Regions from separate parts of the Homo sapiens genome. Here region 2 is linked to region 1. Evidence: chromatin loops called from intact Hi-C (ENCODE). Cell type or tissue: heart left ventricle. All regions are shown on one strand. Each heading gives the region's core, and the rest is flanking DNA. Links, peaks and the distances in the headings are about the cores only. Region 1 overlaps LDLRAD4 (low density lipoprotein receptor class A domain containing 4). Region 2 overlaps LDLRAD4 (low density lipoprotein receptor class A domain containing 4).

Evidence for each region. Hi-C counts contacts between places; a loop is a spot of excess contacts. Peaks named below come from ENCODE experiments on the same cell type or tissue, not always from the same donor. Only the 100,000 strongest peaks of a DNase experiment are listed, where the experiment ranks them.
Region 2: a loop joins it to region 1, with 2.2 times the contacts of the local background. A loop is called at or near these places in 5 of 110 quality-filtered maps.

Annotation. Positions count from the first base shown.
Region 1 is chr18:13,446,788-13,458,952 of GRCh38, reverse strand. All of the region lies in intron 4 of LDLRAD4 (low density lipoprotein receptor class A domain containing 4), which reads right to left. Among named protein-coding and RNA genes, the nearest start is that of MIR5190, 7.1 kb to the left of the region's middle. RefSeq lists enhancers at 2,712-3,357, 3,358-4,001, 11,222-11,925, 11,926-12,165. In heart left ventricle, for the core only: no CTCF peak of the experiment used is centred there; a DNase peak (open chromatin) is centred at 4,981; H3K27ac peaks cover 4,366 bases.
Region 2 is chr18:13,266,405-13,278,569 of GRCh38, reverse strand. LDLRAD4 (low density lipoprotein receptor class A domain containing 4) reads right to left here. Exons shown (of 7, transcript NM_001378100.1): 2 at 382-465. Among named protein-coding and RNA genes, the nearest start is that of C18orf15, 33 kb to the right of the region's middle. RefSeq lists enhancers at 5,481-5,980, 12,097-12,165 and a silencer at 9,906-10,200. In heart left ventricle, for the core only: no CTCF peak of the experiment used is centred there; DNase peaks (open chromatin) are centred at 5,995 and 8,929; H3K27ac peaks cover 3,702 bases.

The sequences.
Region 1 (12,165 bases), core at 1,452-9,451:
TGGCAGAGCTGTGTTCCTTCCCAGAGCTCTAGGGGAGAATATTTGTTTGCCTTTTCCATCTTCTAGAAGCTGCCCACATTCCTTGGCTTGAGGCCCCTTCATCATCTGGAAAGCCAGCAATGGCAAGTCAAGTCCTTTTCACATGGCATGGCTCTGATCTCTCTTTGGTGGTCACCTCTGGTTCTGAGCACAGCTGGGAAAGAGTCTCTGTTTTTAGAGGACTCATGTCTCCAGGCCTGCCTGGATGGTCCAGGATAATTTCTGCAACTCAAGGTCCTTAGCCTTAGTCATATCTGTAAAGTCCCTTTTGCTAGTAAGGTAACATATTCACAGGTTCCAGGGATTAAGAAGTGGACACCTTTTGTTGGGGGGCATTATTCTGCCTACCACATCTTTCATGCAATTAGACAAAACAAACAAAACAAAGCAGTGAATGTTTCAAAATAGGCGCAGAGTTGCTCACATGAATAAATAATGCATAATTTTCACCTGGGCACATGCTTCAACCTGGCCCTGGCTCACAAGTCTGGTCAGGCAGGACACCCAGGATGGTGCTTGTGGAAAGATTTACGCACAGAAGACTCATTCCCCTTCCTCAGCCACAGAAGCAAAGTCAGGTGTGTACCACACCTGCTAACACATAGTGCTTCTAAAGCAGCGCGCCGCTCTACTTCTTAGTTGCTAAATTTGTTTTGCGTGAATGGCATTTTGAATCCTCATCACGCAGAGTCAGCAGAGTGGTGTAGACCCCTCCACGGCTCCTGCTCAGCATCAGCAGCAGGCTCCTCATCCGTGCTTCCCCATGCCCAGGCCCTGCGCGTTCTGCAGGCTGTAGTCTTGGTCCAGTTAGGAGACTTGCCTTTACCACACTTTTCAGCAAGAAATGAATTGGCCTACCGAACTCACCATTAGGAAAAGCAAAGAAGTCATGAGAACACGTATGAATGACCACCACCATGGTGCTGGGATACATCATTTTCCAAGACCATTCATGGACCTGTTCACTCCATAGGCAAACACTGATTAAGTATTTGCCACATCCCTGGGGCAGTGAAGGACAGGAAACTCCCTGAGCATGGTCCTGCCTTCATGGAGCTTACCACCACAAAGAGCAAGTCAGACCAGCACTGAAATAAGCACACTGCACAGGGGAGCGGGGGCCCAGGTAGCGAGGCAGGGGGAGCCGCCTTCACAGCAGAGGGCCCTGGGATGCTTGGGGAGGGCCTGTGAACCACGGGGAGAAGTGGTGGTGCCGTGATGTGGATCTATCTACAGGCTTTCCTCCACGGCACCTGGCTTGTGTACCCCACAGCCCTGTTACAGTCTTCTGTTAGAAGGTCGGGTGCGTCAGGCCTCAGGAAACAGAACTTCCCCAACCTTCTCCTGTCCTTTCTGTCCGCCTTTCAGCTGCCAGGCAAAACATCTCTCTCCTCCAGCCTTTCCTGTTGCTCATACGATCCTCCTCAGAGAAGGCCCCATCCCCACCAGCGGGGAAGAAAGCTGACATCAAGAAGCGCCCATAAAAATCCAAGAGGACAGGGTTCAGGGAGCTTCTGGATGGCGGAACATGCAGAGGCTCTTGGAGGGGGGTGCCCAGGGAGGGCACAGGACTCCACATCTTCCCCATGCCCTGCCCCACGCAGCCCTTCATCTGTGTCCTTTGCAATATCCTTGGAGCAAACTGGTAAATGTAAACATGTGTTTCCCTGAGTTCTGTGAGCACCCCCCAGCAAATTAATCAAACATAGCAAGGGGGTTGTGAGAACCCCAACCTGAAGCCAGTCGGTCAGAAATTCCTGAGGCCTGGACTTGCAACTGGAGTCTGAGGGGCAGCCTTGGGGACTGACCCCCCGGCCTGTGGAGCTGACACTACAGCAGGTGTCCACTGCTGGGCTGTGGGGAAGCCCCACACACTAGGCCACAGAAGTGTTCTTCTATGTGGATGACTGTTCTCTGCTCTCACACCAGAGGAAAAACACAGGGTGAGGGTTTTCCCCAGGCAGACAGAAATCCTGGGAGCTGAGAAAGGAGGTGAAGGAGGAGTGGAAGGAATTTTGGATAGCACTGTAAGCCACAGAATCTAGAAAAAACCACATATCCCAAGAAAAATGGGTGGCATTGTTCTGCTGACCTATGATTTACTGAGCCTGAAGCTGGGGCTCAAACCCGCACTGATAGCATACATTGGTTCATGTCTGCAAATATAATAGTTTCCCATTTCTATTTATATAAAATACCCTTTTAAAAAGCAAACTTATTATGAATACATGTGTATCTGATGGATTTGTGTGTATATGTGCATGCACATGGACCCTGCACTGGACATTCAGGGACCAAAAATAAACAAAACACAGACCCTCCCTTGGAGGGATTTACTCATAATCTAGTAAGAGAGAAGTCATTAAACACATAATTAAAATCCAACATGATGTGGGTTAGAGGAATCCAGGGGCAATACAGGAGCATCATAGAAAGAGAAAGAAAGGAAAGGCAACTGGCCACTGAGGCGTGGAGAGGGCCTGGATAGCGTGACGCACGCCCTTCACCAGAGCTGCCCAGGGAAACCCTGGCAAGGTGCACAGGGAGCAGGAGGGAAGGCGAGAGAGGGCACCCCGGTCAGGAAGGGGCACCCCCGTGTAGATGTGGCACGCTCAGGAAGGCAGGCAGACGGCGGGGGGACCATGCTAACACTCAGGCTCCCACTTTCAGGCAAAACGTGTACATGCTCCTCGTTCCCCACCACAGCCAGTCATTTTGGTAATTATTTATTCACACCTCAAACCACAGCACCTGACACCTGGAACTCTGCCCTGTTTCCTGCCTAGGAGTCCGTGACAAGATGTCCCTTAGTTCTTGGAAGATGTGTTCCTGCCACAGCAGTGACACATTCACTTCTCCTCCATATGCTGGGAGCCAAGCAAGGACACGTTTCCTAACAATGCAGACAGCGCGGGACATGGCGGGCGCTCCTGCCAGAAGTCCCGGCAGGACTTCTACATGGAATTCAGGGCAACCAGACTTCGGAAGCTGGGGCTCTGAGTAAAACAGACTAATAAACAGGCTTGTATTTTAAATGTTTGCTTTCTTCATAATCTTAAAAATATACAACTGCAATTTATCATCCATTTATCTTAGCACCACCAAGAGTTGCTCAATTGTATGTTAGATCACCAGAAATGGCACCCGGTGTGGGGCTGAATGCAGCTGAAGGGGAGGTTGCCAAGCCCCCGGATATCTTCCCTGGGGCTGTGTGGAAGGAGGAAGCCAGATGCACAGCTCTGCCCCAGCCACGGGGAGGACATGACTTGGCCCCCTCTCCACCTTCTGCCTGTATCTCAAGTGATCCGGCCCAGCTCATCAGAGGGAATGACGACCCACCCTCAGAGCCGTCCAGGCTGTGGGGGGATGCTGAGCTGCTCCTAGTGTCTCCTCTACCTGCTCAGCAGGAGCAGGTGCCCCTGCAGCCTCCAGCCTCTTCTCACCATGGCTACCCAAGGGCATCTCATGACCTTTACGGGCCTCATAGATGTCACATCAAACCCAGGAAAAAGCACCACATCCCACTTGAGACAATGAATTGCAGGTGACTATTTGACAAGCCATCACGTTTTGTCAACATTTAATTAAATGTGTGCATTTTAATTTGGCAGTTTTCGCTGCCTATCTTGGAAGCAGAATTTTTTTCAGGTCTGCAATATTTGCATAAGCCCCCAAAAAGCCTGGAAACCCCAGGCCTCCTGCCTAAGTGCCCACTGGGTAAAATGACCTGTCTGCCAGCCCAGCCTGAGGAACATCCCTGGTCCTGGTGCCAGGACACCTGGTGCCTCTCCCAGGCAGCACCTATGCCCCCTCCCCAGCCCCCAGCTCCTGCACATACAGGTGTCCAGCATCCACCAGCTTCGCCTCCCTTGGAGGGACACCCTTTGGACTGCCTAGCTCAGTGACATGTTTGCAGGGTTGTGATCATCCACTCAACAAACGCGGACTGAGCACCCACCAGGGCGCATGCCCTGCTCCCGCCGCAGGTGATCCAGCACTGTGCGCAGCCAAGTGGGATGCCTGATGAATGAACACATCAGGACCAAGGCTGCTGCTGAGGGCTTGGAGTGGTCTGATCTCCAAAGGCAACATGACATCCCACACATCCCCATTCATCAGGGACTGTCACAGCAACACAGTGCCTCTCTGCCCTCCAGCACCTTCTGGACCAGGCCAGCCCCTTTCCCAGCTCATCTGTGCCTGTGCCCAGACCTGTGGCTCAGGTGGATGGCCATCCCGGGCCAGGCATGTCCTGCTGCTACCCTCTCTGCAGAGACAGGCATCCTTCAGCGTGGACAAAGCCACCCACCTGTAAGCAGATAGCCTCTGGCTGCCTTGTCTACTCACTGAGTGTATGTTTCATCCGATGGATTTCCCCAAAGTAAGAGCACGAAAATAAGGAGTGAGGTGCCTGGCTAGTAATAAGGGCAAAGATGATGAAGAGAATGGAGTCATTTCCCAGGCCGACCCAGGAAGCAAATGGAAGACAGCACTGCAAGCCAGACACTCAAAATTCCATATTATTCACAACTTAATATAATGCACTTAAATCATCCCTTTAAATGTGGTATACTGGAATTCTTTCACAAATTTAGACAATGCATTTGGAACCCCTTTCTAGTGCTCAGAAACTCCAACTAGATAAACATTAACCACAAACAGGATAAAATCCAATTTATTTTCATCAAACGACTGCACCCTGTTATCATTGCTAACATTCCCTCCACGTGAACACTGAGTCTGCTTGCGCATCTAACAGTCAGACAAAAAGGGGTCTTATATCATCGCAGAGCCAGAAAGACAGCACACCTTATAAAGGAGGCAGGATGCCCCTTTTGGAGAACACCCCGGCAATAAACAAAACCACCATGAGAAGCTGGGTGTGCACGGCGCAGCCTCCGGCTCTGTCCCCGCAGTCGGCGGCAGCGCCGGAATGAACATCTGCAGTGTGAACACGGCGCCCATTAGCTCCCGCAGCCTGTTAGCATATTTTAATGCTGTGATCACAGCTTTCTATTTCCATCAAGGCGCCACGAGGTGCTAGACTCTGGATCACACATTGCGTCATTATTGTCCCCACTGAACAGATTACACAGCAGTACTGGGGACGGGGCTGGGAGGTAATGAGGGGCAACAGAGGGAAGGGCAGGTGGAGCACCGGGCGCCCTGCAGAGGATGGGTGGGCACTGCTCAGAGCTGGGGCTCTCATCTCAGCGGGGGCTCAAAGACATCGCATGCCCTGATCAACGTCTCTCTCAGACACCTGAAAATAATAACACTATTTACAAAGAAACACCTCTCTTGGCTAAATGTTCCATCTAATATTTATCTCATTAAAGTTAATAACAGAGGTCAAGTCACCATTTCAGAATGCTTTTTTTTTGCGTCACAAGTGACTCCAGGGATCAAACCTGCCTTCCTTGCCGGCAGCTGCGAAAAACCAGGCTTGAGGTGTTAATAAACCAAGGTCACTACGGAGTAGCGGAGCTGCTGACTCTTGATTTTAACTCATTCCTGTGATACAAAAAGTGCACAAATCCATTGTCATGTATGACACAAACAAGTTTCAGGGCTGGGCCTCCAAGAAAAACATCATGAAGGGTCCTGCTCCTTTCGAACCTCACACCCCAAGTTCACACACAGCAGGACACCAGTTCACGGGCCTCCTCATTTCCAAAACGCGAGCACGTGCACGCAACCACAGGCACACCAGGAGCAATGCAAAACAAAGTCCACCATCATCTGTTTTCAAAGGGCAAGATACCGGGGTCCTGCTTCTTTTAAAACGATGACTGTCCCTGTGATTCCTGCATTTCATTTGCACATGATGCAAATCCCGTGACCTCACGCTCGCTCATGTGCACCCCTGCGGTGCTCCCCATGCTGAGCAGAGCACAAGCCCATCTCTGTGCCCTTTCTCTCCCTGGTCATTTGCACTTGGAAAGCAGCATTCCATGTAGCATCCCCCGTGGTCCCCCTCACTTGCCCCAGGACGTTGCCTCTGGCCTTCCTGGAGGTTCTCGCTGGGGGTCACCCCTCAGGCTGAGGCTGGACTCATTGCCACTGACCTCCTTAATCCTAAGGAGGGGTCCGATGAGTTCTTATCACATATGGTTGTTCTAACAATTAAATGAGATGACTCAAGTAAAGCACTTAGCAATTAGTAAACACGCGACCTGGTGGAATTGTGGAGAGAAGTTCATACACGCAGAAAGCTCTTTTGAACACTGCAGAGCATGACCAAGATGCTGACTGTCAGGACTGCAGATCCCTCCTATGTCGGTATTTTTCCAACTCCCCAGCCCCAGGCTGACTCATAGCAGCAGCTCTGCCCAGGAGCAAGGACTCCCGCCTTCCTCCTTTCCAGCTTCAGAAGAGTCTCCTCCTGTGCACTGGAGTTCTTCCGTCCACATCTCCACTCTCTAGGCTCGATCCTACCCTCGCAGAGACTTGCTCACAGGGGTCCTCCTCTCTCTCTAGTGCACCCACCACCTTTGCTGAGCTATCCCTCTGCCAGGAGATAGCCCCAGACTCCTCCTCGCCCCCCTCCACGGCACCCAGTCTGCACCCGCTGCATCCTCCAAGCGCTGCAAGGAGGGTGGCCAGGAGCCGCCGCTGCCACCGTGAACCCCAAAACTGGGGACACCACACTGGGACCCTGCTGTGCCGGGCACACTCTGACTTCCCTCCCTATTCATCTCCTGCTGTGGCTTTCATGTGGATTCCTCCAAACCCTTTTTTACATAATCCCAAAGGCACAGCTACTGGGGACCTGCCCCTCTGACAGCCTTCCTAGCTAGGCCCAGTCCCTACTCTCAGGGGCACACGCCACGTTCACCATAGGCTGCCTACTCTGCAAGGGAGGGTCCTTCCGGGTGATTTCCTCCTGCCACCCTGACACTGCCTAACCTGACAAGTTGGTGTGAGGACAGGGTCTAGTGGAAGGAGAACTGTCCTAAGAAATGGGAAGCACTGCTAGGCTCTGAAAGTTTTTGTACTCTCTCCCCACCCCCAAAGTCATATGTTGAAATCCTAACCCCTGAGTGACAAGCTTAGGAGGTGAGACCTTTGGGAGGCATTCAGTCATGAAGGCAGAGCCCTCAGGATTGGGATTCATGCCCATGGGAAAGAGACCTCAGAGTGCTTCCTTCCCCTTCTGCCATGTAAGCACATAGCCAGAAGGCACGGTCTGTGAGCCTGGATGCAAGCCCTCGCCAGACACTGAGTCCGGCAGCACCTTGATCCTGGACTTCCCAGCCTCCAGACATGTAAGATGCACATTTTGATTGTTTATAAGCCATCCCATCTGTATTAGGCCATCTCTTGCATTGCTATAAAGGAATATCTGAGATTGGGTAATTTATAAAGAAAAGAGGCTTAATTGGCTCTGGGTTCTGCAGGCTACATAAGGAGGCATAGTGTTGACATCTGCTTCCAGGGAGCCTCAGGGAGCTTCCACTCATCATGCAAGGTAAAAGGGGACTGGTATCTCACACTGGGAAGCAGAAGCAAGGAGTGAGGGGGGAGGTGCCGTACACCTGAACAACCAGACCTTGTGAGAACTCACTCACTACCTCAAGGACAGCACCAAGCCACAAGGAATCCGTCCCCATGACCCAAACACCTCCCGCCTGGCCCCACCTCCAGCACTGGGGCTTACATCTCAACATGAGATTTGGAGGGGACAAATAGCCAAACCATATCACAGTCTATGGTATTTGGTAATAGTAGCCCAGACAGACTAGAAACATACATATTAGGACTTCTGCCAAAGACTATTTTTGTGACCTTGAAGTGGTCACGTAATCTCAGGCTTCAGTTTCCTTTCCTGAGTGCAGAACTAAACTAAGCCATCTCTAAGGACCTTCCGGCTATACAACAGCTTTGTGTCGTAGCCTCTCTTGCTCAAAAACCTTCAATGACTTCCTTCATGAAAGAGAATGAAAGCGATCTGGCCTGACATCCCTGGCTTTCTAGAATCTGACCCCACCTACCTTTCTAGTGGTGCTCCTCAAAGTCAGCCCTCCCCTCCCCGCAAGCTTCCATGACAAGCCTATGTGGCATCCCTGCCCAGGCGTCTCCCCACGACACTCCCCCTGAAGAGCAGGGGTTCTCCAGACCCTGCCAGCCCATGATGGTGGCCTCCCTGAGCACCCAGGCTTAGTAAGATGTTCCTTCTGTCCTGCATACTGGCACTGCAGATACGTGCCACAACTTTGTGGGCCTTCTCAAGGACACCACTTAGCACTGGACAGAACAAAGCTGGGAGGCAAAGCCTCCGTCTCACACACACTGCACCCTCCCATGTCACCTAGCCCCTGCAGCCCTGCACCTGCCCATAGAGCCCAGCCCATGCCTCTCACGCATTCAATACTCAGAAAAATACCTTCCATGAAGTATCCCAGAGATGGGATGTTTTGTATTACTCAGCATATAATTTTCCACAAGTGACTACCCCAAACATGTTTTCTCTATAACACCCTCCAGCCCCCTGTCCAGACATAATCTTTCAACAACTATTTCTCCTTCAACAACTTATGAAAACTAATCAGTCTTGGGATCTTGTGTGTTTTTTTGGGGGGGGGGGTGGGGGGAGAGAAGCTAACTGCACTGGCCCCAGGTCCTGTCATTTCCAGTTAACGTCTCCTAACATGAGAGCAGACACTGAACCAGAAGGGTGAGAGGAGGCAGCAGCCGCTGATCTAGAGGCCTCATGGGGCTTCAGTGGGAGGCACGGGTAGGCCTGGAAGGGCAGGGTCTCTGCCAGCCTTTTAAGGTCAGATTGGCATTTAAAATTCTGGGTTCATGCCAACCCCTCTCACCAAGGAAGAAACAATACTCAACACTTCTATCTCCAAAGCCTATGCAAATGGAAGAGCGAACTCTCTCGGTAATGTGTTCCTTTGGCTGTCCTTCCACAAAAAGTCACGTGAAGTCAAGACACGGGCTTACATCCCGTGATGGAAGGTCCATCATTTTGCTTGATTGGCTCAGCCACCACCCCGGCCCCATGACAGAGAGAGCGGTTGGGCCTGAACCCACCACCTGCCCAAACCCAGACAGGGAGAACAGCTGGCATGCAAGGGCCTGCGGCGGTACACCCTACCTGGAACCATAGCTGACCTTCCCCCAAGATCTAAGGGTAAAAGGCCTGAAGTGTAGCTCAAGTTCCTTTTTCTCTGAATTTTTAGAATAAAGCAAATAACAGATGCCCAACACCCTCCACTAACAATGAAGAGATAGATAAGGATGAAGGAGATAGCGCCATGGCAGAGCCATCCACAGCAGACAGCCTGGCTCAGGGGCCCTCTCCGGAACAGGTGCACGCCCGCAGGAAGACAGGGGCCTTTCTCAAGGAGGCAGGGCAATCTGAGATTCTCCTCTCCCAAGCACACGTATGAGCCTGGGGGTCACCCCACTGAGCCACCAGTCTCTGAAATGGGGAGATGCACTTTATGGTCCCAAGATTTTAAGTGTCACTTAGCACAAGGCTCCCCTTCCAGGCCTCATGGCTGGCAGGAGAAGTGCTGATGCCCACAGCCCAGCCCCCTGCCATGTGCCCCTTCCCTACAGGCCATCCCAGGGAATGAAAAGTTTCTGCCCTGAGTGGATGGTCCTGGTGTGAACAGCAAGCAAAGGGTCTAGGGCAAGAAGGTGCCCCTCTAAGGACAGCTGGACCTTCCGGAGGACCACGGCAATTTTTCTAGGAGCTGTCTGGAAAAAGGACAGACTCACTCGCTGCTCACTACTGCAAACTCCTGAAACAAGATTTCTTTCTTCCCTCTCCAGTGATTGTCTACTTTGAAAATATTTTTTATCTTTGATCTCTGTTTTCTTTCTGGGAAGGAAGCAAAAAATATCTTCTTTTCCCTCTGTTATTAGCTCTTGGGACAGAACAAGAATGGATGAAGGAGTGAAAAAATGATTACTGCAAAGTTTAGGTTGTTGGGGTTTCTTTCCCATGTTAAAGCTGCCATGACTGAAAGAGGCACCAGCCCAGAGGATGAATCCAGAAGTCCAGCCCTCGGAGGGTCACCCACCTCTGCAGTCCACGACGTATCTCATGGCAGCTTTAGACTTCAGCTTTATTTCTTCAGTTACTCAAAGATGGTCCCTTCCAAGTTTCACCGTAGTACCCTTTTGGATAATTTTTTTCAAGACCAAGACGTGATTAGCGGCCATCAAACCAAGCGACAAAGCACCTCCCAGCCGAACGGCAAGCTGCTGCGTCACCTCCCGCCTTATCGGTGGTCCCCCAGCCTCCGCCCCCCAATCTCATCTTTACCTCAATATCTCCTTCCCGACTCCCACCACACTTACACTGGGAGTCTTCATGAGCAGAAACTCACTTCTGACATCACATAAACTCCATCCCCGCCACTCAGAAAATAATTAGGAAGACAAGCATCACGACTACGCAGGCACCCAAGCGCAGCCAGGCAGGCGCTGGGGATTTTTTTACCCGCTTTCCTACAGCTCTGCCAGTTGTGGAGCTGCCCGGAAGAGACCCAGCATGAAGAAATTCGCAGAAATTCATAAAAAGAGAAAGCAAGCCTGGTAAGCCTCTAAAACCCTTGCAAATTAAGAGGCTAAATGAACAGTCAAGACCAACGGTTTCCACAAGAGCAGTGCTGAGTGTGTTAATATACACAATTAACGCAGGTCACCCCGCGGGCTGCATTCCCGTCTTAAGCACACACGACAACATCCTCCTTTTCACCCCAGCTCCTCTCCGGCCTTTGAAGCCTGGGTCTGAAATATATCATTCTGCATTCTGGGCAGTACGGCTTAAATCAATAGTGTTATCATCCTACAACTGTCCTTTCACGCTCTCCCTAATGCCTAATAATTGTCAAGTTTGCACTAAAATTGATCAGTAACAGCGGGCCTTTTCTCTTAGCACCCCCTCTCCCTACACCCTCCCGGCCACCCCTTGGCCTCCCCCAGGAAGCAGGATCACGTTGATTTCTATCTGGTTACAGGAGAGCTTGCCCTGACTTTCCCCAGTTACTTAAGCCGGCGTCTCATTGCGTGTCCTTAGAGACCAGGGCTTCGCTCAGGCAGAGAGCGTCTAGACAGTATTCATGACCCATCTGTCTGGCACGGCCCAGCGGATGGCAAACTCTATTAGAACTGAAACCATTTTTCCCTCCCCCTTCTCCCATCCCTCTTTCCCTTTGCGAAGCAGGAATCTGACACTGAAAATTACTATCATTGTTGCAATTCTCAAAATAGCACCGCCAGACTTTCATTAACATCCACGCTAGACTACTAAATATTTAAAGAAGTGGATAAATTTCATCTGAAGTGGGACAGCCCCGCACACATGAAAGCAGTAACAGAATCAAAATGTAAATCTAAGAGGTTGTTTTTATCCAAGTAAATTTAGTGTCACAGCAGGAGGAAATGATGCCTAAGGTTTATTAAAACTTACCCTCCCATTTGTTCTCCGCCTTTGTTTATTTGAAAAGGCAGAATTACCATTTAAGACCCTACACGATTTTAATTGATCAGAAAACCGTCTTGGAGAAACAAAGGCAGCCAACACAAGGGGCGGGACTGGGAGGGGAGGGTGTGAGGCTGCCAGCGCCTCCCTGGGGCTCATCCCACAGAACCGTTCAGGCAGAAGCGTGTTGCCAGTGACAGCCCCTGCAACTTGATCCCGTGGCGAACCCAGAGAGAGGCATATTGCCCTCCACATCTTGTTTTAAATACCACCTTGGGTCACTGTCACAGTCAGTAATTGCTTTGCCATAGATTCTTTAAGTCAAAAAAAAGGGGGGGCGGGCGGGGAGCCCTGTCCAAAGCACACAGGCTGCTCTGCACAACAGCCTGATTCATTGAACATGGCCTTGATGGAGGCCAGCCAGAATTAAGTCTGTGGAAACCCAGAGCCCCTCACCCCAGCCTCGCTCCAAGGTAACACCACAACCTGGAAGACCCCTGACCCACACCCCCTGCAGTCAGCAACGTCAACATGGGAAGTCCAATCTGCTGAATGCCAGAAGGCCCCCGAGGCAGGCCCCACCCCTCCCAGCACAGCTGGAGATGCTGAAGGAGCCAATGCGCTCAGACAAGAGTCAGAGGGAAACTGGGGATCAGAGGCTAAAAGCCCACATGTGGCTG
Region 2 (12,165 bases), core at 1,754-9,753, 180 kb after region 1:
TGAGACAGAATAAGCATCACTAAAATCACAGATGAACTGAGAAAACATGGCGTCTCGAGCGGAGCAGGGCATCCTGAGGCCAGAGGCTGAAGCTGGCATGCCAGGTAGGGGGCTCTGGGCATCTCCCAGCTCTGCCACTGACTGTCCCCCACCAGGGCTGGCTCTGAAAACACACAGGTGTCACCCAAGCTTCTACTGTGAATAGATACCCAAGCCCCAGCCATTAACATCCAGCCCCAAAGAAGAAACACACAAATGAGGCACACCCTTGTCAAAACAAACGCAGCCAGACAGGTCCACCACTGCAGAGCAGCTCCTGCCGCGACAAGCTCTGCTTCCCAGACATCATCACAAAGAACAGTCACAAGTAATTCCACTTACCTTTTACACTATACAGAAACTGATGGGAGTTCTCGGAAATGGCCCAACAGGAGGTTTGATGTCACGAACGTAGAGCTTGAACCGCTAGAAAGAAAGATGAAGAACTTCTGTGAGCCATGTTTCTTTTTGTGTGTCCCCCTCTCAAGTTTCAAAAACAGTTAAATATTTGAGGGCTGTCACGAGAAGAGGCATAAATATCAAAATGAATACAATAAAAATGCAATAATAGGCATCAAGTAATAAAGGGAAGGAAGAGAGAAGAATTACAGCACAGAATTACCAAACTGGGACAAAATCCCCCTCTGCCTCCACTCAGTCACAGGGGCACCGAGTCCTCATCTGTTAAAGGACACACGCTTGTTCCTGCAGAGGCACGGGCCTCCTCTTTGATGAGAGGCCAAATAACAGATAGTATCCCTGTTGGACTGGTCTTCTTAAAATTCATACACACTCTAAAAGCTGTGAAAAGACCATCTTCTTTCACGACAATCCAGTCTCAAGACAACATGGGCCCACCTAAGACGGGCAGGCCCCAGTGATTCCTCTGCTGAAATACATGTCTGATTTCATGGAAGAGGCAAGCCCTCTAGCAGTGACACTGCTGGGATGGTAACGTTCGTGACTCTGCCTGCAAGGCTGCCTTTACCTGCCCACCATCCTGTTAGGAGAGTGTCCTCCCAGCTGGTGCTTCAGATTTTGTCCATTCCATACAACCTGTCACTGGCATCCCCATCCCAACTGAGTGAGCATGCTCTGTGGGCATCGCACCGTCCCAGGTGGAGCGCCGGGTATCCTCGGGTGACCGCCTCGAGCTCCAAAGCAGTTTCAGGTGAACTCAGCAAAGCTCGGCCTCAGACACCACAAGCGCCTCTCAGCACCCCGCCCTCCAGTGTGCAGGACACACTCTTGTCCAAGGGGGACTAAGCCACCATCTGTCTGGCTTGTGTGCTGCAGTTCATTCTCCAGGAGGCTCGTACCCCAAAGCGTGCTCCTGCCATATGCCACTCCTGAGTGATCAGCCCATGTAAAGACAGCCGGATAAAACACGGCTGCACCTAGCTAGAGGAGCCTGGGAGATTCCTGCGGAGCTCTACCCCAGCCAAACACCTCCTTCCCATCAGTGTTGGGAGCCTACAGACATTCCTTTCTCCTCCTGTTTCCTGCCTGCTGAGAGATGAAAACAACCCACTGCTGATTTTCCAGATCTTAGTTTTTATTCCTCCACTGGGGCTGCTCTCACCAGTCTTCCTAGGACGCAAACGCTCAGATTTCTTGGGAACGGAAGTCCATGAAATAACCAGAAAGGTACTGTGGTGGGCAGAATTCTAAGGTGACTCCCCAAATTGCTTACACCCTGTACAACTCCCTCCCCTTGAGTGTAGGTGGAAGCTGTGATTGGCTTCTACCCAACCGAATACCACAAAGAATGCTTCTCCCCACACCAGGCGACCTACATAGGAGTCCGCAACGAGGGAGTGACAGACTCCCTTGCTGGCTTGGAGAAGCGAGCTGCCACCTCATGATGGGGCCTGTGAGGGGCCACTTGGCAAAGCACTACAAGGGCTCCCCAGGACCTGAGAGCAGCCCCTAGCTGACAAGCAGCAAGGGAACAGGGACATCAGTCCTGCAGTTACAAGTCAATGAATTCTGCCAGCAACATGAATGAGCCTGGAGGTGGATTCTTCCATACTCAAACCTGCAGATGGGAACACAGCCTGGCCAACACCTTGACTACAGCCTGACCAGAGAACCAACTAAGCCATGCCTGACTGTGGAGCCTTGGAAACTGTGAGATAACAAATGAGTACTGTTTTCAGCTCCTAAGTTTATAATAATTTGTTACACAGCAACAGAAAACTGATAAATGTAACTTAGTAATTAGGCCAGGTACGGTGGCTCATGTCTGTAATTCCTGTACTTTGTGAGGCCGAGGCGGGTGGATCAGGATGCCAGGAATTCAAGACCAGCCTGGCCAACACAGTGAAACCCCATCTTTACCAAGAAATACAAAAATTAGCTGAGCGTGGTGGTGCACACCTGTAGTTCCAGCTACTCGGGAGGCTGAGGCATGAGAACCACTTGAACCCAAGAGGCTGAGGTTGCAGTGAGCCAAGATCGACCCACTGCACTCCAGCATGGGCGACAGAATAAGACCCTATCTCAAAATAAATAAATAAATAAAATAACTTAGTAATTAAATATGGGTTACATAATATAAAGCATATATGCATATACTAAACGCATACACATCTGTACATTAGAGCAGGCCTCTGCCCTGCCTCATCTACCAAAAGTGGAAATTCATTCTCCTACTCAACTTTTAGCTCCTTGTGGGCAAAAACCACATCCCCGTCATCCTGGCATCCCTAACACTTTGCAGAGTATGTGGCACATGGGAGGCCTTTAACATTTTTTTTATTCTTAATTTTTGTGTGCACATAGTAGGTATATGTATTTACAGGGTACATGAGATGTTTTGATACAGGCATATAATATGAAATAAGTAAATCATGCAGAATGGGGTATCCATCCTGTTAAGCATTTATCCTTTGAGTTACAAACAATCAATTACACTCTTCAATTTTAAAATATATAATTAAGTTATTATTGACTACAGTCAGCTTGTTGTGCTATTAACATTTTTTTAAGTGAGCCAAAGTAATAGAACTATGATTTGCCAATGTCTAGTCACAAAAAGGCCACAGCAACCGAACTTATTCAAGCCTTCAGAGTAGAGCCCATAGCTCTGAATTTCAAAATAGGTTGAAGATATTTGGCTTCATGTTCTACCCCAAAAGAATGAACACACAACTTCTCCAGCACTGATTTCATTTTACCAGTGAACCTGAGTCAGTGCTTAAAATGTCACTCAGTAGTTATTACTTTTGTCAAATATCCTTGCCACTTCTCTGGCATCTACTTATCTACAGTTCAAGGTTAAAAACAAAAAAGCTCCCTAAGAGAATTTCCAAAGTAAGAATTTGTGACTCATTTTTAATTTTCCATTAGTATCAATAAATCTTTCCTTCCCAACTAAAGTGACAAAACCTGTATGGGTCAAAAGACCAGGCTCTAATTCTAAAACAAAATGCCAATCCAATTTCCTGGCAACCTGTTTCAAAATTTCTTCTGGATTTTTTTTTTTTTTTGAAACAGGGTCTTGCTATGGTATCCAGACTACAGTGCAGAGGCTGCTCACAGGCACAATCATAGCTCACTGCAGCCTCAAACTCCTGGACTCAAATGATCCTCCTGCCTCAGCCTCCCCAGTAGCTAGGACTACATGTGCACACCACCATGCCCAGCTCTTTAAGATACTCCATTTTTAAACTGATGATTTTTAACTATTTTAATCAAGACTTTAAGCTCTGTTGAAAATAATAATTCAACACATACACAGTTCCTGCTACCCAACATTGTGTCTATTTTACATTCCAAAGGGACTACTTTTAATAACAGTGATATTTGAAAATATTTAAATCAATACAATTACTTAAAAGAGTACAAAAGAAAAACTTTATTCATTACAGAAACCTGTCACACTCCCCTGAAATCTACATTCAGGACTGTATGATATATTCCCACTTCTTCATCAATCACTCAGCAAACGTGATCATCGTCTCCACGCTTTCTCCCTCATGCTTAGCCTCGCAGGCAGCAGGATTCTCACACCCAAGCCAAGAAAAACTAAAAACAGCAGTTCCATGACACGAGGCAGAGAACTGCAACAAATTCACCTCTTCCTTTCAGCATAACTTTAACTCTCTAGCTGTGAAAATAGACACTGACCTGCTGCTTAGCATCCCCTGTGTAGGGGCCAGCAGGGAACTGGAGGGGTCACTGGCCGACCCCTCCCCAGGTCCAGCCAAGAGATCAACGGCTCCAGGTTACAGCACAAAGACAGACCTGATGCCCCATCCAGGCCTCCTCCCTCTGTTTTAGTAAACACAGGCTTTTTCCATAACCTCACCAAACACAACTCAACATCAAGCCCAGGCCTCCAAGAAAGAAGGCTGAGCAGAAACACTAAGCCTCCCGGAAGGAAATCAAGCCTTCAGAAGAAAGGTTCATTCAAGAGGAAGCCACCGAGGAGAGCCAGCAAGCACAGCCGCTCGCTGAGGAGAGAAGAGAAGGCACTGGCTGAGCTCCTCACACGCCATACCCTATGGCACCAGGCATCGGGGCATCCACACGTGGGTTTCCAACAGCAGGGTCCTGTGGGGCTGCCGATCTCACTAACCCTAAACCACCTCCTGAATGACACGTCCCAGACACAGCTGTGAGCCATGGGCCCCTAAGAAGCAGAGCAAGAAGAGGCAGAGTGGGTGGAACTCCTGAAAAGGGACAGGCACCACCTCCCTTGCACCAGGACAGGACTGCATGAGGGGCTGGAGGATGGAAAACCCTGAAGGGAAGCAGGCGCGCTTATTCTTCATCTTTACGGTGTTCTCACTCTCTAAGGTAAAGGAAGATGGGAAATTTGTTTGGGCAAAAGTTGAAGAGAAGCCTGGCCGCAGGCTTCTGGCCTTTCTGGGGAGCAGGACTCACTCCAGCTGGTGGCTGGGTCCTGGGAAGCAGAGCCATTTAAAACACAAGGGGCTGGGTCCGGCAGCTCACACCTGGAATTCCAGCACTTTGAGAGGCCAAGGTGGGAGGATAGCTTAAGTTCAAGACAAGCCTGAGCAATATAGCAAGATCCTGTCTCTATAAAAAAGAAAATATTAGCCGGATGTGGTGGTGCGCACCTATAGTCCTATCTGCTCAGGAAGCTGAGGCGGGAGGATCTCTTGAGCCCAGGAGTTTGAGGCTGCAGTGAGCTATGATCACACCACTGCACTCCAGCCTGGGCAACAAAGTGAGACCCTGTCTCAAAAACAAATAAATTAAACACAAGGAGGCCCAGAGACAGAGTGAAGAGCCATCTCAGGAAAATCATAATGGGACAGAAAACACACGGAGCAGCTGGTGACATATGAAATAGAAAAGAAAGGCACCCTTCCCAAAACCAACCTTGCTTTATGATGTTTTTTTCAGAAACATTGCAGATGGACCCACCCCATCACCACAGATGCAGTAACCCACCTGATTTTTGCATCAGGGACAGTGTCACATCATAAAATGCACGTGTGCATTCATTCATGCATTCAACCTGTAAATGCCACATCGTTTTTGTTTTGACAATTTTCTAACATCTTTACTAGCTGATGCACCACAGCTCCCTAGCTTCTCTCTCTCTCACAGGACTACATTATTCTGAGTAAATTGAAGCCAAGACAGACTGACCATAGGTGCGTCTTTCCTAGGGCCTCATCGGCCAGCACCAGGAATCTGCACTCACTGGGTCTGGCCTCAGTGAAGAGCTAGCGGTCATGGTAACCCCAGTCAAGAGCAACAGGAGGTCTCCAGCTGTCCCTGAAGTGTCCCAGCTGGGTCTACAAGGCTGCCATGCAGAGTGACCATGCACTGGCCATGGCTCCTACAGGCTGCATAATGCCTCTGTCCCCGCAGCAGCCTAAAGCATGACCGCCTGTGTCCTAACAAAGCTGCAGCAAGCATTTCATCAGCGCCTTTCAGATTCGAGGAACACATACGGAGCACGCGGCATGGGGTGATACCCAGGGACACTAACGCGGCCAGGAGGAGCGAGACAGAGGCGAAAGCCAGGCACCGTCTGGCAGCTGTCTCGCTGTGTTTGAGTGTTCTTCTCCCCAAATAGAAATGAAAGTCTCTTCAAACCAGATGCAACAGTAAAGTGGTCCAATTTTGCTTGCCGGGAACGAACAAGGAATGGCGATGGCCACCCGGCAAGTCCCCTCTTCTGGAGCACAGAGCACCAACTCCGGCCATTGCTGGGGCACAGTTCAAGTGTCCAGTCTCTTCAAAGACCTGAGTCCCACGACAACCCTCTAGGGGATTTCTACCTGGACCAAGGCAACCCAGACCCCGAGCAGCTGCCACACACAGGTCAGGAGCATCCCTCAAAGTCAGCACTGAGGGCCAGGTGTGGTGGCTCACGCCTGTAATCCCAGCACTTTGGGAGGCTGAGGCGGGTGGATCACGAGGTCAAGAGATCGAGACCATCCTGGCTAACACGGTGAAACCCCATCTCTACTAAAAATACAAAAATTAGCTAGGCATGGTGGCATGCACCTGTAGTCCCAGCTCCTCGGGAGGCTGAGGCAGGAGAATCACTTGAACTTGGGAGGCGGAGGTTGAAGTGAGCCGAGATTGTGCCACTGCACTCCAGCCTGGCAAAGCAAGACTCCGTCTTAAAAAAAAAAAAAAAAAAAAAAAAGCACTGAACAGGAGGGTGGGGTGGAAACTGACTTGCTGGGAGCAGTCCCTGTACCAGGGCTGGTTCAGCTTTTCCCACCCTCTCCCTTCAACCAAGATCTGTCAGTCAAAGCAAAAGCAGTCTATGTGCCTAATGTCAACTAACACTCTCTTGGCTCAAGTGCTCAGGCAGCAAAGTTCAGAGGCCCCACCTCCTGCGCGTCAAAAATTCCAGAGCCATCTACAGGAAGACAGGACAAGGCCAACCTCAGGGAACGCTATCGGCATTCAAGGACTTCACGCAACAGGGGCTTATCAGATAGTGAACATGCCAGGCCCTGTGTCAGATGCTGAGGACATCACAAGGGGAAGAACACTGAGAAGAGGCCTTCGACCCGGACTCTTTGGTCTTCATTGGTAGCTAAGATCTCCTTCGGCAGACTCAAAAAGACCTCGTGAACTAAGTACCCAGAAAGTGCGCTGGAAGCCCCCCAGTGGGAATTGGGAAATGGGCCTTCTACAGGCTCAGAGGGTCCCTCTCCACCCTTCGCTTTCACACAGGCACTGAACGCCTAACGTCACGATGCCAAAGAAATGGACGATCCTACAGTCGTCTACATCAGCAGCAAGAAATCATTTTGGTTACAGTCACTTGAGTCTTAGCTAACCCTCATTAGAGTCTCATTATTTAAGTGTCAATGGTATAATAGGACAGTTCTATATTAACTAGAATGGTTTAAAAATCATGACACCCTATTTCCCAGCATTTCTGAATGGCAAAATGTTTACTGCTCACTGGTGTATGTGTTTAGTTGTTGTTTAGGTAAACTGAGCCAATAATAAACATATATTATTGGTCGTTCTCCTCCATTAAACTATGTTTGATCTTTCCTCTGTAAATCCCCCATAGTAGTAGTCACTGTGTACTTTCACACATTTCAAATGCAATATGTACACATGTATGCATATATACACAGATAATATCCAAATACATATGTACACAAACACACTCTGGGTTGTGGTATTTAAATACACACACACATACATATCACATGTATAACTTTTTAATTTCTAAAAACAATACTTAGTCTCATTATTTGAAATACATTTTCTCTTCCCTTCTGTCAGAGATCACTTCTTTAGTGCTGGCTGTGGTCTCCGCTCCTGCAGAGTTCTAGCCTCCCAGTGGAACCTGCCGACGCCCTGAGGAAGGATCCCTCGCAGCACAACCATGCAGGGTCCAGAAAGCAGAAAGCAGCTAACTGCATTCCGCTCTAGCCAAACAGAACTCACCCCATCTGTATCATCTACGCATAAACTTTGCAAATAAAGTCCTGGATCCAGTACTCTGAAATAACTTAATGAAAACACATTCTACTGCTAAAGTACCTTTGCCTTGGCTTCCAGTGCTGTGATACACTTGTACGCGGTAATGCAAATAGGCCTGGAACGAGCATACTTTGCCCTCTCGACCCGGCCAATTCAGACTCTACACATCTGTAGTGAGCCCCAAGGTTCTACATTTCCTTTTCTTTTTTTCCTTTTCTTTTTTTTTTTTTAAGAGACAGAGTCACCCAGGCTAGATTACAGTGAAGCCATCACAGCTCATAGCAGGCTCTGCTTCCTGGGTGCAAGTGATCCTCCCACCTCAGCCTCCCATGCAGCTGTGATCACAGGTAGGCACGCCACCAGGCCCAGCTAATTTTTAAAATTTTTGTACAATCAGGATCTTGCTGTGTTGCCCAGCCTGGTCTCAAACTCCTGGGATCAAGAGATCATCCCACCTTGGCCTCTCAAAGTGCTAAGATGTCAGATGTGAGCCACCATGCCCAGCCTCCACATTTCTAGCAAGCCCCCAGGAGACACCAGCACAGCGGTCCAGTGACACGGCTCTAGACAGCCCTGGTGTGTTTGCAGATCAAGGTAGCCTGCCTTGACTCCTCTACAAATACTTGTTCAAATCCACAGCAGCAAGAGCCTGCTGTGAAGGCAGCTATTCGAGTGATACCCATAAGCATGTTAACATGGATGTCAGGTGACGGACAGGGCCACATGGGAGGATGGAGGACAGAACATCCAAGGGGATACCAGGAGGAAGGGGTCGAAGAAGGCTGTGAGGACACTGAGTTTGAGAATGAGACCATGCCTGCTGCAGAAACCTATGAACCATTCAAGATGAAAAGAACACATCTCTCTGGAAGGAACTCCCACACTGCCGACTCAGACTGACTCCAAGTGTGAGCACATGACGTCGGACAGCTCGCTAGGGCCCCAGCAGGCTGGGAAACAGGCACGGATGCTACCAGCAGAAGCCACCACGCAAATGGGCTTCCCCTCAGGAAAAAAAAAAAAAGATCATCTACCCCGGTTCATTTGAAAAGACACAGATGCTCCAAATATTCCCACATTAACGGATCATTTTAATTGAAAATAGAGACATGCTTCTACTACCTCATCAGAGCACTAGTTCAGAGCACAATATCTGATTGTAAAGATTGTCACTGTGTGTAAGCCAGCTGCTTACATTTCATTGAGCCAGTGTTTTAAAAAATTACCAAGTTCCTCTTCATTTTACACCATTCTTAGAATATTTCCCAGTATTTTCTCTATGAGACCACTGAAAAATAACCATTGGCATTGAAATCTTGCTCAGCTTGGGAGCCACTATTAACTAGTTAAAGTTTGGACATGCTGCTCTACAAGCTACTAAATTAATAAGGGTAAAAATAAACTTCCAGAAAAGGCAAACCCTACATTAGTTCAGCCCTCTCGCATTCAAAGACATGCAGCCTTTCCTCATTCTTGTGGGTTTCATAAACTAAGAAGCACAGAACACTGTAAACTGATTTACTGGTTTCCATACATGCTGCCAAATTTCCACTTCTGCAAAACCAATTTCAATCAAACAAAAACCCTAAAGTTAATCTTCTAGTTCCTCACATGGTCCAATTTATTCAGAATGCAGGGTAAAAAGTTGGAAGACAAGAAATCAATTGTTGGCGAATAATGTCAATGTTAATTTACTGTCTTCATTTTTTAAATCACTACTTTGTCTCAGGATCATTTCCTCCTCCAAGTTCTGGAAAGTCTTTAAAAAGTGGACACTGCCAAACAATGGCCTTGTTATAAGCCAAAGTTTAGTTATTTTAAGGCATTTACTTTACTGCCTTTTAGCTGAAGTTCTCATGAAAATCTTTCCAAGCCACTAACTTTGTTAAGAATTTTTACAGGTTTACAATATAATACTGCATAGCTTCTAAACATTTCAGGGTTTTACTCTGCCCATTACTTTAGCCTTTAAGAAAGCAGCGAAGTCTGGAGTTAACAACTTAGGTAAGAGAAAGGGACGCCAAGAGGGGAAACGCTGGCAGTGACTTAACAAGGCTGCATTCCAAGGGAACAGCTAAAGGGCAGCCTGCGGTGTGAGGCTCCTTGTAAGAGGTAGCAGAGGCAGTCTGAAGGCACAGCATTTTGCATGTGCTGACTCCCTAAGAGATCTCCCTTCCTCTGCCTTCAGTAGCATGCTCAGATGTGCATATAAAGACCAAGAAGCCCCATATTTTCAGATGCTCAGATGAAACCATCTCCCACTAGGCCAGAATCCCAACAGGGGAGGGAAGCAGGGAGAAGAGTCAAGCCGAGGGGGGAGGAGGGTAAAGGAGGAACTGAGACTAAGGAAAACGGATAGAGAGTCCAGGACAGACTGGCAGGGGAGGCGGAGTGGGCACCATCTGCAGTCCATCGACAGGAACAAAATATTCTGCCCTGGGACAGGAAAACAAAGGAAATCAGTAGAAAACTATAGTCTTAAACTTAAGAGGAAAATATCTCTCCAGGCACATCTTGGAAAGTACAAGAGTTTCAAAAGACTAAAAAGAATGTGTCAAGCCAGGTGCACTGGGGGTAGTAGTTGTCGTCCCAGCTACTACAGAGGGGAGGTGGGAGGATCGCTTGAAGTGAGGAGTTCAAGTCTAGCCTGGGCAACATAGTGAAGCCTCATCTCTAAAAAATTGTTTTAAAAGAAAAAGAAACAATGCATTGGTCTGCCCATGTTACCTTAAGTCAAAGCTCAGGAAGGACAGTGGGTGACTCACAGTCTGTGCCAGTTCTCATGGCATGCAAGCTGTCACCAGGGGCCCCAGGAAAGCTGCTGGACAATCCTTACATGTGCGTGATTTCCAATCAGCCAGCCAGAATGCGGGGCCCCAGCCTCTGGCTGAAACCTTCCAGAAAAGCAAAAGATGAGAATGAACAAATGAAGTAGCTGGGTTACACACGACGTCTGAAGTGAGGCTTGCTCATCTCAGTTAGACAGCAGCAGGAGCTGGATCTGAGCGAAAACTGACGGCTGATCTCATACATGCAAACACCAAACACTGCAGAGGTTGTTTACAGAAAGTGAATTAGCATTCACAGGCTATGCCCCTGGGCAGCTTCACTATCCTGATCAAACTGTCCCCGTTCTTCTCAAATTCCACCACCACATGTGACAGGTGGAACGGGTGATGCTGGTTTTAAAATAAATGAGATAGACCACTCTTCCAGTAACTGCTAAGGCTGCAGGCCTGTGTGCACACACTAAAAACAATACAACACAGACACACACACGCGTGAAACTGACCAGTGATCAGAAGTAGAGTTTCCAGACGTTCCAAACATTACTTTGATAATTTTTAAGTGCACAGCAAAAAAAAAGTGTATCACTCTACATCTACATAATTACATACCAAAAAATGTTTCTATTAGAATTATTTGGCCCTTACAAGTGAAAGTACATTTTGCAAAGATAGGTGTCACTGAACTGCTAAAGCAATGTTAGCAGTCGCATTCATAATTCACAAGTGCAGTCTGAGAATATTTTCACAAACCTCTCCCTTGCCACCATTACCCTGTTGATTCTAACCAAGACCTAGGCGTGAACTCAGAAAATGCTGTTCTTTCACAAAGAGATTCCACATGAAAGGAGATCTAGCCTTCAGTCGACGTAAAAGATTTTCTACCTCACTGGAACATAAAATTGTAACTCTTAGTATTACTCTTACTCAGAATTCTGTTCATTTCAACTCTCTTCCTAGTCAGTGACTTGCCACCTCTGAGGCTGTGACTGAAACTGTAACTTACACTCGGAAGGCAGCTCCAAGGGTAGTGTGGGGACAGGACTCCAGGGATCTGCCCACGGGTCTGGCCAGGACTGCGGTGCTGGGCTTGCTTCAGAGCAGTTCCCTCTCCTCCACGGAGAAGCCATCGCCAGGCAGCGCCTGAGCGTGGAGGCCCTGCGGCAGCCTGCCTTCTGCCTAAGACGGTCACTATGCCAATTCAAAACAAAACAAAACATAACTGATTCCCAGCTGTGCCCAGTCCAAGCCCAAATCTGGAGAAGGCAGCCACCAGAGACCCTCGGAATCCTCCCGCCTCTGGACACCTGAGCCCCATGCCAGAAAGGAAAGGAAAGCCAAGCCCAGGGTTGGGTGCCTTCCTCAGCGGGCTGTGTCTGTTGTCCCCGAGACTGCT